4 separate regions of the Homo sapiens genome follow, and regions 2, 3 and 4 are each linked to region 1. The links are chromatin contacts, found by Hi-C in ENCODE. All regions are on one chromosome and are shown on one strand. Each heading gives the region's core, a stretch centred on a gene start or an enhancer-like site at or near the end of the contact. The rest is flanking DNA. Distances are from core to core; before and after follow the strand shown.

The links. Hi-C counts contacts between places; a loop is a spot of excess contacts on that map. Pooled maps may share reads with other maps.
Region 2: a pooled map shows a loop between it and region 1 (9-fold over the local background). The contact joins the promoter of PROSER1 here to the promoter of LRCH1 in region 1. A Hi-C loop is called at or near these places in 4 of 50 pooled maps.
Region 3: a pooled map shows a loop between it and region 1 (14-fold over the local background). The contact joins the promoter of CKAP2 here to the promoter of LRCH1 in region 1. A Hi-C loop is called at or near these places in 4 of 50 pooled maps.
Region 4: a map of CD8-positive, alpha-beta T cell shows a loop between it and region 1 (6-fold over the local background). The contact joins the promoter of WDFY2 here to the promoter of LRCH1 in region 1. A Hi-C loop is called at or near these places in 2 of 168 maps with a recorded cell type or tissue (CD8-positive, alpha-beta T cell and naive thymus-derived CD4-positive, alpha-beta T cell) and 6 of 50 pooled maps.

The regions. Positions count from the first base shown.
Region 1 is chr13:46,551,912-46,554,429 of GRCh38, forward strand. It overlaps LRCH1 (leucine rich repeats and calponin homology domain containing 1), which reads left to right and starts at 1,259. Exons shown (of 20, transcript NM_001164211.2): 1 at 1,259-1,792. The coding sequence starts at 1,486. RefSeq lists silencers at 1,203-1,392, 1,453-1,512 and enhancers at 1,716-2,416, 2,073-2,392.
Region 2 is chr13:39,036,821-39,039,338 of GRCh38, forward strand. PROSER1 (proline and serine rich 1) reads right to left here and starts at 1,269. Exons shown (of 13, transcript NM_025138.5): 1 at 378-1,269. The coding sequence starts at 422. It overlaps NHLRC3 (NHL repeat containing 3), which reads left to right and starts at 1,636. Exons shown (of 7, transcript NM_001012754.4): 1 at 1,636-1,903; 2 at 2,316-2,468. The coding sequence starts at 1,820. RefSeq lists a silencer at 750-979.
Region 3 is chr13:52,454,220-52,456,737 of GRCh38, forward strand. It overlaps CKAP2 (cytoskeleton associated protein 2), which reads left to right and starts at 1,259. Exons shown (of 9, transcript NM_018204.5): 1 at 1,259-1,407; 2 at 2,304-2,388. The coding sequence starts at 1,338. CKAP2-DT (CKAP2 divergent transcript) reads right to left here and starts at 1,127. Exons shown (of 1, transcript NR_185890.1): 1 at 556-1,127. RefSeq lists enhancers at 410-589, 880-959.
Region 4 is chr13:51,583,201-51,585,718 of GRCh38, forward strand. It overlaps WDFY2 (WD repeat and FYVE domain containing 2), which reads left to right and starts at 1,262. Exons shown (of 12, transcript NM_052950.4): 1 at 1,262-1,624. The coding sequence starts at 1,488. RefSeq lists enhancers at 514-1,034, 693-972 and a silencer at 1,113-1,482.

The sequences.
Region 1 (2,518 bases), core at 9-2,508:
GCACCCACCCCCCGACTCATTTTCCCCAAGCCAAGTCGCTCATAGGGGACAATCAAGCCTTAAGAATAGAGCAAAAATAAAGGCCCTGGAAAGTTGGACATGAAGCTTTAACTTCAGGAAAGGAATGGTATTCTATTAATCGTCCAGCTGGTCTGCCCTTAGGGTGTCAGATGTTCTCTGTCGCCCCTGGTGTGCCAGCATTGGCCTGGGTGCCACTGGGTGGCTGATGGCAGAATGTGAATTCACTTGCAAGCGGACATGTTCGTTTCCATGCCCCAAAGCGGGAAGAAGAAGGGCACAAGGAGACTTCGATGGTTCTTTCAGCTCAGACTCGAGCTGTGACTGATTTGCTGTTTGGGGTCACTGGCTTTCTAGCCTCTCCTGGCACCACCCAATTTCGGGGAGCAGCCAGCTCATCTTTCTCCTACGACAATGTCTTCTGTCCCCCATAAACACTGCCCTCATTTTGAGTTTTTCTTTCCTATGTCTGTAGCTTTCTTCTGCCGCTCAGCAAACACTCTGTCCCACTCGTATTCGTCCCTTGGCGCTGGCGTCTGGCCCAGGGGTACACTGTGAAGGAGGGCAACCCTAGATTCTGAGGGCCCTAGCTCGAATCTAGCGCCCCTCTAACTGCAGGGGTGACCTTAGATACATTTATTAACTTCCTCTGTAGACTCAGGGGAACAACTTTGGCACTCCTGGGGTCCCTGGATTAATGAGGTAACTTACGTAGACTCCCTAAACAAGCGTCTGGTTCATTGTAAGCGCCCAAATGCCAGGGGGCATCTGCAGGGATGACCCCATAGTGAATGAAAACTGCCTCTTGGGGATCTCTGGGTTAAACGGCCAGAATAAATCGCAGAATTGAGAGAACCCTCTCCTGCCCCAAACCTCACTGTACTGTAAATCCCATTCATTGCCTCCCGCCGTTTTATCCGTGTTCTCAGACCACCCCCCTATCCCCGCAACCTCCAGTCCCCTAAAGCCTCCTGGGCGGCAAAAGGACGCCCAGAGAGAGGTTCGGCGCCTCAGTTGCCCCGGAGCAGACGTCCAGCCCCGCCGTGTACCCGATTGCGGGGCGGATCGCGGCAAGGCGGCGGCGGCCGGCAGAATAGGCGCGGAGGAAGGCTCAGGCGGGGCAGACTGCGTGGGGGAAGGAGGAGGAGAGAGCAGACGGCGGAGGAGGGCAGAGCAGCCGGGGGGAGGGCGCAGGGGCGGGAGGAGACACATGCGCGCTGCCGCCGCCGCCGCCGCCGCCGCAGTCCTTAGCTTCCCGGGGACAGGAAACCTTCAAGACCGAGCTGCCACGGCCGCCTCCCCGCCCGCCCCCCATTCTACGCGCCTGCCCACACCCTCCTCCCCTCCTTCCAGCGCCTTTCGGTGGAGCACTGCGGCACTCAGCCCGAGCTGCCGTTTTCCCCTCGCGGGGAACGCTGTGACCCCCCCGCAGGAGCGGCGGGGCGGGGTGGGGGGGCCCGGGAGAAGATGGCGACGCCGGGAAGCGAACCCCAACCTTTCGTCCCGGCCCTTTCGGTAGCTACTCTGCACCCACTTCATCATCCCCACCACCACCACCACCACCATCAGCACCACGGAGGAACCGGCGCCCCCGGCGGGGCGGGTGGTGGCGGCGGTGGCAGCGGGGGCTTCAACCTGCCCTTGAACCGGGGTCTGGAGCGCGCGCTTGAGGAGGCGGCCAACTCCGGGGGGCTGAACCTGAGCGCCAGGAAATTGAAGGAATTTCCCCGTACCGCAGCCCCCGGGCACGACCTCTCGGACACGGTGCAGGCAGGTGAGTGAGGGCCGAGGGGCGGGCAGGGGTGTGGGTGCTGTCTGGGTGTCTGTCGTGCGTTCCCTAACGCGGTGGACAGTCGGAGATCTTGTCTTGCTGGGGGAGGGAGGGTCCATCGGCCCGTTGTCTCCCGAAGAAGGGACTCGCGTGGGCGCGGAAGAAGCGGGCCCTGGAGAGGGCACGGGGGCCCTGCCTGGTCCGGCGATGCAGTGCCAGGAGGGCAGGGGTGCGCCGGGCCTCTGCGCCTGAGAGCGAGGGGTCTCCGGCTCTCCACCCTGTGGCTGCCGCGCCAGGGAAGTAACCGCGGGGCTGGGACTTGCAGGCGCGCCGCGTGCGCGCAGTGTAAGTGGGAGGTTTCAGGCGGCTGTGTCGGCTTCCTGGGCCCCGCGCAGGGCTGGGAACTCCAGCGCGGACAGCGGCGTCGGCGCCTCCAACCAGTTCAAGCCGTCTTTGCATCGAGGCGTAGCCCATCCTGGTGGGGAAACCCAGACAAAGGTGGCACGCCCTCGGCCGAGCCAGGGGCATCGGCGCAGTGCCGCGAGCCCCCTCGGCGACATCGCCGAGCGATCGGGCAACTCGGTGCCGCCTGTGAGGTGCCCAAGTTTCCTCTCCCTGCGCTTGTGCGGGAAAAGAGCCGCCGGGCTTGTAGTGAATCCCAGTCGGCTGCCGCTTCGGAAGCGATCGGCCCTCTTCCTTCCGTGCCTTTTGCTCACCGCCCACACAGTT
Region 2 (2,518 bases), core at 19-2,518, 7.5 Mb before region 1:
TTTCTGCGTATTACCTCTCGTTTTCAGTCACTCTTGTGTTACTGAAAGATGAGGCAATAAACTCAAAAATATTAAACCCCTTACCCAAAAAGTACAGAGCTATTACGGATTTGTAAAGCCGGCTTTGGAACCGAGGGCTTTACAAATGTAATTCCCACGACACCGTGCTGAGTCTCAAATTTGGCGTTAACGTAACTTAATTTCTATTTGTACTGGAAACGTATCAAGATATAAACTCCTCCATTACACGTGAAAATTCAAACCAATTTGGCAATCCTAGGACCCTTATTCTGCACAATCTCCATACAGTACCTCAAAGAGAGTCTAAAACACGAGAATTCATCTCATAAAATAATTCATGGAATCGGTCTAATTACCTTTCTAATTTCATCCAGCACCATTTCAAAGGACTTTTTATCCATCTTGACTACTATCCCGACGTGGTTTTAACAGTTATACTTGCAATTAAAAGACGTTCATCCCTGGTCTGCTCCGCCGATAGTAAAAAATATTTATAGCTGAGGAGGAAAAAGACTCCACGAGCAAGAGAGGATGCGAAGAGGTAGAGAGTATTGCAAACTTCGCAAAAAAAATTTCTAAAAATTGAGATTCAGAAAAACTCTTTTTATTAAAAAGAAAAAACACTCCAGTCAGGCTTCCCCAGCTTATTCACACAATGGTTCAGGGCACCTCGGGCAAGAGCCAGGTCCTCTGAGTTTTGCAGAAAAACCCGGGCTCGGCGGCAGGTTTGAGTGCGGTTTCCCTGCAGCTGAGGGCCAGGTGCCGCCAGAGGTAGCTCTTGAAGGCGCTTTCCCAGGTGGAGCGGCCGGCAGAGTAGAAACACCTGCGCTCAGAGTCCACGGGCGGCGGGGAGGGAGGCGCCGGTCTCTCGACCCGCACCTGCGCCTCGGCCGCCGGCCGCGACCCTCACCGCCGCGAACCCGGACGCATGGTCCGGCTCGCGCTCATCCCCAGCCGCTCCGCCCGACTCCTGGATACCTCGGCCCCGGCAGCAGGCGGCCCGGCAGGCTCTTTGTTACCAGCTGCTGCAGCTTCCGGGAGCGGGCCGGCGGCTGGGGAGCACCAGGAGCCGGGCGAAGAGGGGCACGGCCTCGCATAGGGGGACTCCGGAAAAACGCAGCCCCAACAGCGCCAGACGCCCTGCCTGGTTACCCCTACAGCCCCCACCAGCTCATGGGGACCTACAATAAAGCCAGTCGCGCCCAAGTAAACTCAACACTGCGCCGCCAGCTTGGGCCCCTCTTTCCTGAAAGCCAGAGGTGGGGTCCTGGTGTGGGAATATAGGCATCCATAGCGGATGCCTGGATGGTAGGAATAGGATGTGGCAAAAATCCTTCCCGAAGCCTAGCGGTCATTATTTTGAATGTCATCCCCACCATACCTCGTGTCTGAGTGTGCGATGTTTTGATTTTGCCCTCTGGATTAAAAAGAATAAATGGCGAGCGATTAAGGCATATCTACGGGCGCCCATACTTTGGTGGCCACTGAAAGTCAGCGGCGCGGACTGCCCTGAGGGCGGGAAAGGGTGGTCACTGGGTCAGCCCGAAGCACCTGACATGAGGGCGGGGACCCCGAAATGCACACGAAGTCCGGAACTGGTCTTCTGTGATTTTCATTCGCCCTGGTCTCTGTTCCCTTTCGTACTCAAAGCTCGTGCATCCAGGGAGGGGAAACCGGAGATAGGGTCTTCGGGCCCCGGGCAGACCCTCTGTGCCGCTGCAAACCGTTGCAGCCTGAGGCTGTCAGGTCCTCCCCCAGACACCTGCGGACCCTCCCTCTCCTGGCTTCCCGTCTGGTCATGGCGAGATTCTGGGTCTGCGTAGCCGGTGCTGGCTTCTTTCTTGCATTTTTGGTTTTGCATTCGCGTTTTTGTGGCTCTCCAGTGAGTTGGGTAGTGAGGAAATGACTGTCGGGTGTGCGGGTAGCCCTGTTGGGAGGCGTCGCCACGGTCGTGGCATGGAGGTGGCAGGCCCTGGTTCCCTCAGTAGCTTGTCTCAAAGCCTGCACCTGGGTCCAAACTGCCTTGACCCTTTGAGTTTAAAAATTTGTGTATGTTACATCGCCATTTTCCTCTTTCCCAACTCTTACTACATCCTCAAATAATTTGCAGACTTGTATTGTGGTCGTGTTGGTCTTTAGGCATCTAAGCTCATTTCTTTGGAATTATTTCAGTCCAGCAAACTTCTAGTTGTCAAGGCATGCTTAAAAATAAGCCCTGTTACCCGGCCCCCCCGCCCTTTTTTTGTTCTTACCTAGACGGTAAACTAAATCTGAATTGTCTGATTTTGTTTAAGGTTTTGAGGAACTTTACTTTTGCAGTTTCCTGGAGAACTGAGAAAATTCTTTACCGGCTGGATGTGGGTTGGCCTAAGCACCCAGAATATTTTACCGGAACAACATTTTGTGTTGCAGTTGACTCCCTCAATGGATTGGTTTACATAGGTCAAGTAAGTAAATAGAGATTTAAAAAAATTATGAACACAAAGGAAGTAACAGC
Region 3 (2,518 bases), core at 9-2,508, 5.9 Mb after region 1:
GATGAAACTTTAGTAAATAATCAACAATAATGACAGACGTATTTAAACAGCAAGTTATATCTTAAGGATGGTGATGGACAATGTTAAACTAAAACTGGGACATTTCATCAAGTAAAAAACTACACAAAATCTCAAACCAAATTCCTCATTAGCAAGACGCTACCATAAGATGTCTGAAGAAAAAAGCAGGCAGAAGTGGGAAAAACTGACCACAGCCGAGGGCCAGCTGTGGAGGCCCTCAGACCTGGGAAGGGTAAACGGGGAAATCACATCCTCCCGTCTGTGTGCCCGGAGCACCTAAAACCTGGCTGAAAGAGTCCAGTCCAGCCTTACTGCAGTGATCAGGCAAGAAATGTAAACCCAGTGCTTGAAACCAGGCAGGTGCAGTCCAGACTCGCCCTCACTTCCCCACTGCCACTCTTAAAACCTTCTAGCCCTGACTTGTTTCGTTCTGTCATGTGGATTGAGTGTTTGTGTGGGTTTTATGAAGGTGGTATTTTTAGATGAGAAAAACGAAGATTATGGCGGCACACTTAACCACACAAACACAAAACGTCTGTAACAAATGCTATTTTATCTTCAAAGGAGAATTATATATAACCTTGAGGAGGGGATGAGGTTTATCTTCATTTTTTTCTGTTTCTCCTCCTCTCCTCCCTTTTTTGCATTTGATAATTGCTTAGAATAAAGGTATGGAAAGTAGATCCCAATTTCAGTTCCCCTTCACACGCTGTGCAAACGTGGACAAACAACCTCTGAACCTGTCACCTCTCAGTGGAAAAAGTGGTGATAACGTCCCACCTCAGAATTGATGCTCAAAATGAAGCAGTATTTGTGAAACGAAAATACACACGCTCGTGGTACGCCAGATCGGTGTTTACGTCCTCGTCAGTGAACGCGTCGATGTTTAATAAGAAGGGCAGCCAATCAACACTTTTCTTGTCTTTTTCTCGTCTGCCTTCCTCCAAGGACTGTGAGGGTCTCAAGATGTGTCCCATCTCGGTTGTTTGTCAACCTAGTCCTGCTATGTCGTGGGGACTGAGCAGGCCGACTCCTCCCCCATCGCACGTCCAGGATGAAGAGCGCTGTTTAGGTTTGAAACCTGCAGACTCAGTCCCAACCGAACTGGGCAGACACCAGACCGGCCCCGGCAACTGCAGTCCAGGCTCCGCCTCCCTACGCCCATTGGCTTATTCAATTCACGCAGGAACCAATGGGCGGAGACGGCAGCCGCGCCGTCTGACGGCTTAGCCGCGGTGCAGACTGCGGCGGCGGTGGTCTGAGGAAGTTCTATCTTGGCGCTAAAGCGGAGACGCATCCCCCGACCCGAGGCTACGATGAGCACACCGGCCGTGCCCCAGGACCTGCAGCTGCCCCCGAGTCAGAGGGCGCAGTCCGCATTCAAAGGTGAAGGCCGCGGTGGCGGTGGCGGTGGCGGTGGCGGTGGCGGTGGCGGGCGCGGGCCCGGCGGTCGGGGCTCGGGGCCGCGCTGGCGCGCTTCACCTCTCCCCCGCTCTGTGAGATCCCTGAACGCGGCGTCGGCCTCGCCCTGCCTCATTCTTGGCCTTGTGGAACGGATCATAAAAACAGGAACCGCTGCGTGGTGTTACTGTGCGGTCGCTGCTGGCTGGGATGGGCCCTCCTAAGAAGGAATCCGTTAGGCGAGGGGAAACGCGCGGGCCTCAGGCCGGGGTCGGTGTCGGAGACCCTGGGTCCGCTTGGGGGCGGGGCTGCACAGGTTCAGGGACCGACTGCGCCTGCGCTGGGTCCTCCGCCTCTTAGGTCCCTAGCGAATTTCTGCAGGGCTGGGGTCGCATCATGTGTTATTTCCAATTTCACAGCTTCTCCTTCGACTTTATGGAAACCGAGGGTTGGTTGGGTCTTCAAAACTAATATTGTTATTCCCTTATTCTACACACGGGAAAGCAGAAGAAAGTAATTCTCATCTAACCCAGTTCTGGTAAATTAGAACTTTCGAGTCTAGTGCCTCACTTCTACCATTTAGTTTCTTAAAGCTTGGCTAGCAGGAGCTGTATGTAGAAAATGATGTTCTCCAGATTTTTCACAGGGAGTAGAGAATGTGATTCTTATGCAGAGGGGTTTTGGGGACCTGTTGTGGTAACAGTCTCTTCTAAGGTGATTTCTCAAAGGCAATATTGAATTGGAGAATTTTCTGTTATATAGATGTGACCTCAGGTGGAACCAGCTTTGGAAGTAAACTCTTCATTTAGTCAACAAGATTTATTTGCCGTTATCGATGTTTTAACTAATATTGACTTGTAGCTCTTACCTTTGTTATCTAGAGCAAAGAAGACAAAAACTCAAGGAACATCTGTTGAGAAGAAAAACGCTTTTTGCATACAAGCAGGAAAATGAGATGTTATCCAGGTAAGGTCAAGTTTATTTCTTTTCACTTCTGTAAAATTGTATCAGATCTGTCCAATGAAAATGTAAAGTAAGCCATATCTGTAATTTTAAATTTTCTAGTAGCCACATTTAGAAAAACTGCTTACATATT
Region 4 (2,518 bases), core at 12-2,511, 5.0 Mb after region 1:
AGAGTCAGACTGGAAAGTAAGTCATGACCTACATGGTCAAAACCCATCTGATGAGAATTTATGGTTTTTGTAGGCCATGACTCCCCAGACCCCTTAGATAGGAATTTGGGCAAGATAAAAAAGCAGAGCTTAGTCTTCACGATCAACCCCACATGCCAGGCCTTCTGGTAGGCACCTAACATTCAGTCAGTAACTACAGTAACTCTGTCCGTTGTGTCTGGAGCAAGCTAAAAAGGCTGGATTGCTGGGGAAATGGAAAGAAGCCAGCACTAGGGGCCTGGGTTCAAGTCTGGAGGGAAGGAGGGGTTGTTTAGCCCTAACTTTGCACTAAAGTAACCTTGGCTGTGTAATTTAGCCATCTAAGAAAACGAGGGGATAGACACCCCATATGTTCTCTGAGCTCCCTTGAAGATGTCTGTATGAAAGATTCTCTCCTTTTCATGTCCCTTCCGTGCCACTATTCCGAGCATCAGTCTGACCCTAGGAGTGGTGACGTCCTACTCAGCTGGGGGCTGCCCCTCAGTTCCCATAGAGGCAAGTCTGGGTCCTGACTTGGCCAATGGCCCTGGAGGCCGCTGAGCTCCTCAGGCCCATAGCGCAGAAAGTGGGCGATAGGTCATTCCAGGACAAGGGGGCGGAGGCTCCAAGAAACTACGACTCCCAGGAGGCCACTGGGTTCCCTCCGGCAGCCTGGGCCTGGTGCATGTTGGGAGCAGTAAGCGGCCTCCCGCCGCGCTTCATTGTTAAGACCGCTAGGCCAGGTAGCCCGCGCGCATGCCAAGTCACGTCCCAACGAGTTGGGCGGCTTTCCTTCCTGCAGGCCTCTTCTCTTTCCGGTCTTGCTGAGGCGCTCCTTTCCCCGCCCCACCTCCGCCCTCTTTTCAGGGAATTTCGAAGGGGCGTGGCGTCTGGCAAGCGCGTCCCCAGGGGTGTGTATACGCGCGTTCACGGGAGGTTAAAGAGGGAGGAGCCTAACCCTTGGGTGTGTAAGGCAGAGAGAAGACCGCGAGGAACGGAAAGCGCATGCGTCCTAGTGGTGCTGCAGCGCCCGGGGAGTCGCGGAGGGGAGGGGTGAAAATGGGCTTGCGGGACTGACGCACGCGCATTGGGATACCAGATCCCCGCCTCCTGCTCCAGGTTTCCCCTCCTCCTTCACCACCCTCCCGGAAGTGGAGCCGCCCTCGCGCCCACCAGCGGCTACCCCCTGCGGCAGGCCCCGCCCACACAGGCTCCGCCCCCCGGCGCTCCGCCCCCTCCTCTTGTAGTGGCGCCGGCTTGCATCCCAGGTCGTGGCGGTTTTGGTGCCTGAAGCAGGGAGCGCGGAGTCGTTCCCGAGAGAGGCGGCCAGGCTATGCTCGCCGGTTTCCGGCGTTCCGCTCCGGCCAGCCAGAGTCTCTGTCTCAACCTGTGTCCGTGCTCCAGCAGTCTCCTCAGCCCGGCCCCGCGGCGCGGTTGGCGGCGGCGCCCCAGGCGCGCCCCCTCCTCCGATGGCGGCGGAGATCCAGCCCAAGCCTCTGACCCGCAAGCCGATCCTGCTGCAGCGGATGGAGGGGTCCCAGGAGGTGGTGAATATGGCCGTGATCGTGCCCAAAGAGGAGGGCGTCATCAGCGTCTCCGAGGACAGGTATGGACTACTGCCATTCGGCCGCGAGGAGGGGCGGGACGGGCCGACGGCCCTCGAGCCCGCGTCAGGGGCTGTGCCTTCACGTCGGCGCGAGTGTAGACTTGCTCCCCCAAGTTTTATTGTAATGCGCATCCTGGTGGTGCCGGTGTTCAGCTGCGCGCCGCCTCCGCTGTGTGGCTCCGGGAAGCGGAGCCGGGACGGCGGCGAGCGCTCCGGCTTCACCCCGGGCTGGGTAGTGCCTGCGGGAGCCGGGTGGCCCTCGGGCTAACGGTGCGCTGGAGGGACTTTGGTCCATCCCTGAGGACAGGAGGGAAAGAGGGGAGGAGCCGCCCGGCTTTGCAGGTGTGTGCTTGGGGAACGATGCCCTGAGCCGCCTCTGCAAGATAACCAAGGGGTTTGGGGTACTCTCGTACAGCTCCCAGGGTTTCAAACGGAGAAAGCAAATGCCACTCCTTCTTCCCAGACATTCCTACTGAATCCAGATAACCCAGACATCTTAGGCTGAATTCAGTGAATATTCTAAGTTGTACCAAGAGTAAGTTTAGGCTTCTGCGTGGTGCCTTCTTTCCTTTCCCCTCCTTATCTCTTGGAGCTCGAGGAGAAGCGCGTAGAACTTGTAACGGATCACTGCTGCAAATAGCTCTTGAGTTCCTTCCCTTTGCCTGTTTCCTTTATTTTTGCTTAATTTTGCTTAATATGCAGAAGTGGAACTAGTTGTTCTGCCTTCAAATACTCTCTCTGTTTTGCGTTTTCGCTTTAACTGAATTTCCTTGAATATGCAGGAATAAAGCTGATGAAGCTAATTTCTAGAGTAATGTTGCTTGAAGATAGTATTATGATAATTTATCTGAAATTGTTTCTTTGGTAAAATCTATATAAGCATTCTTACAAAAG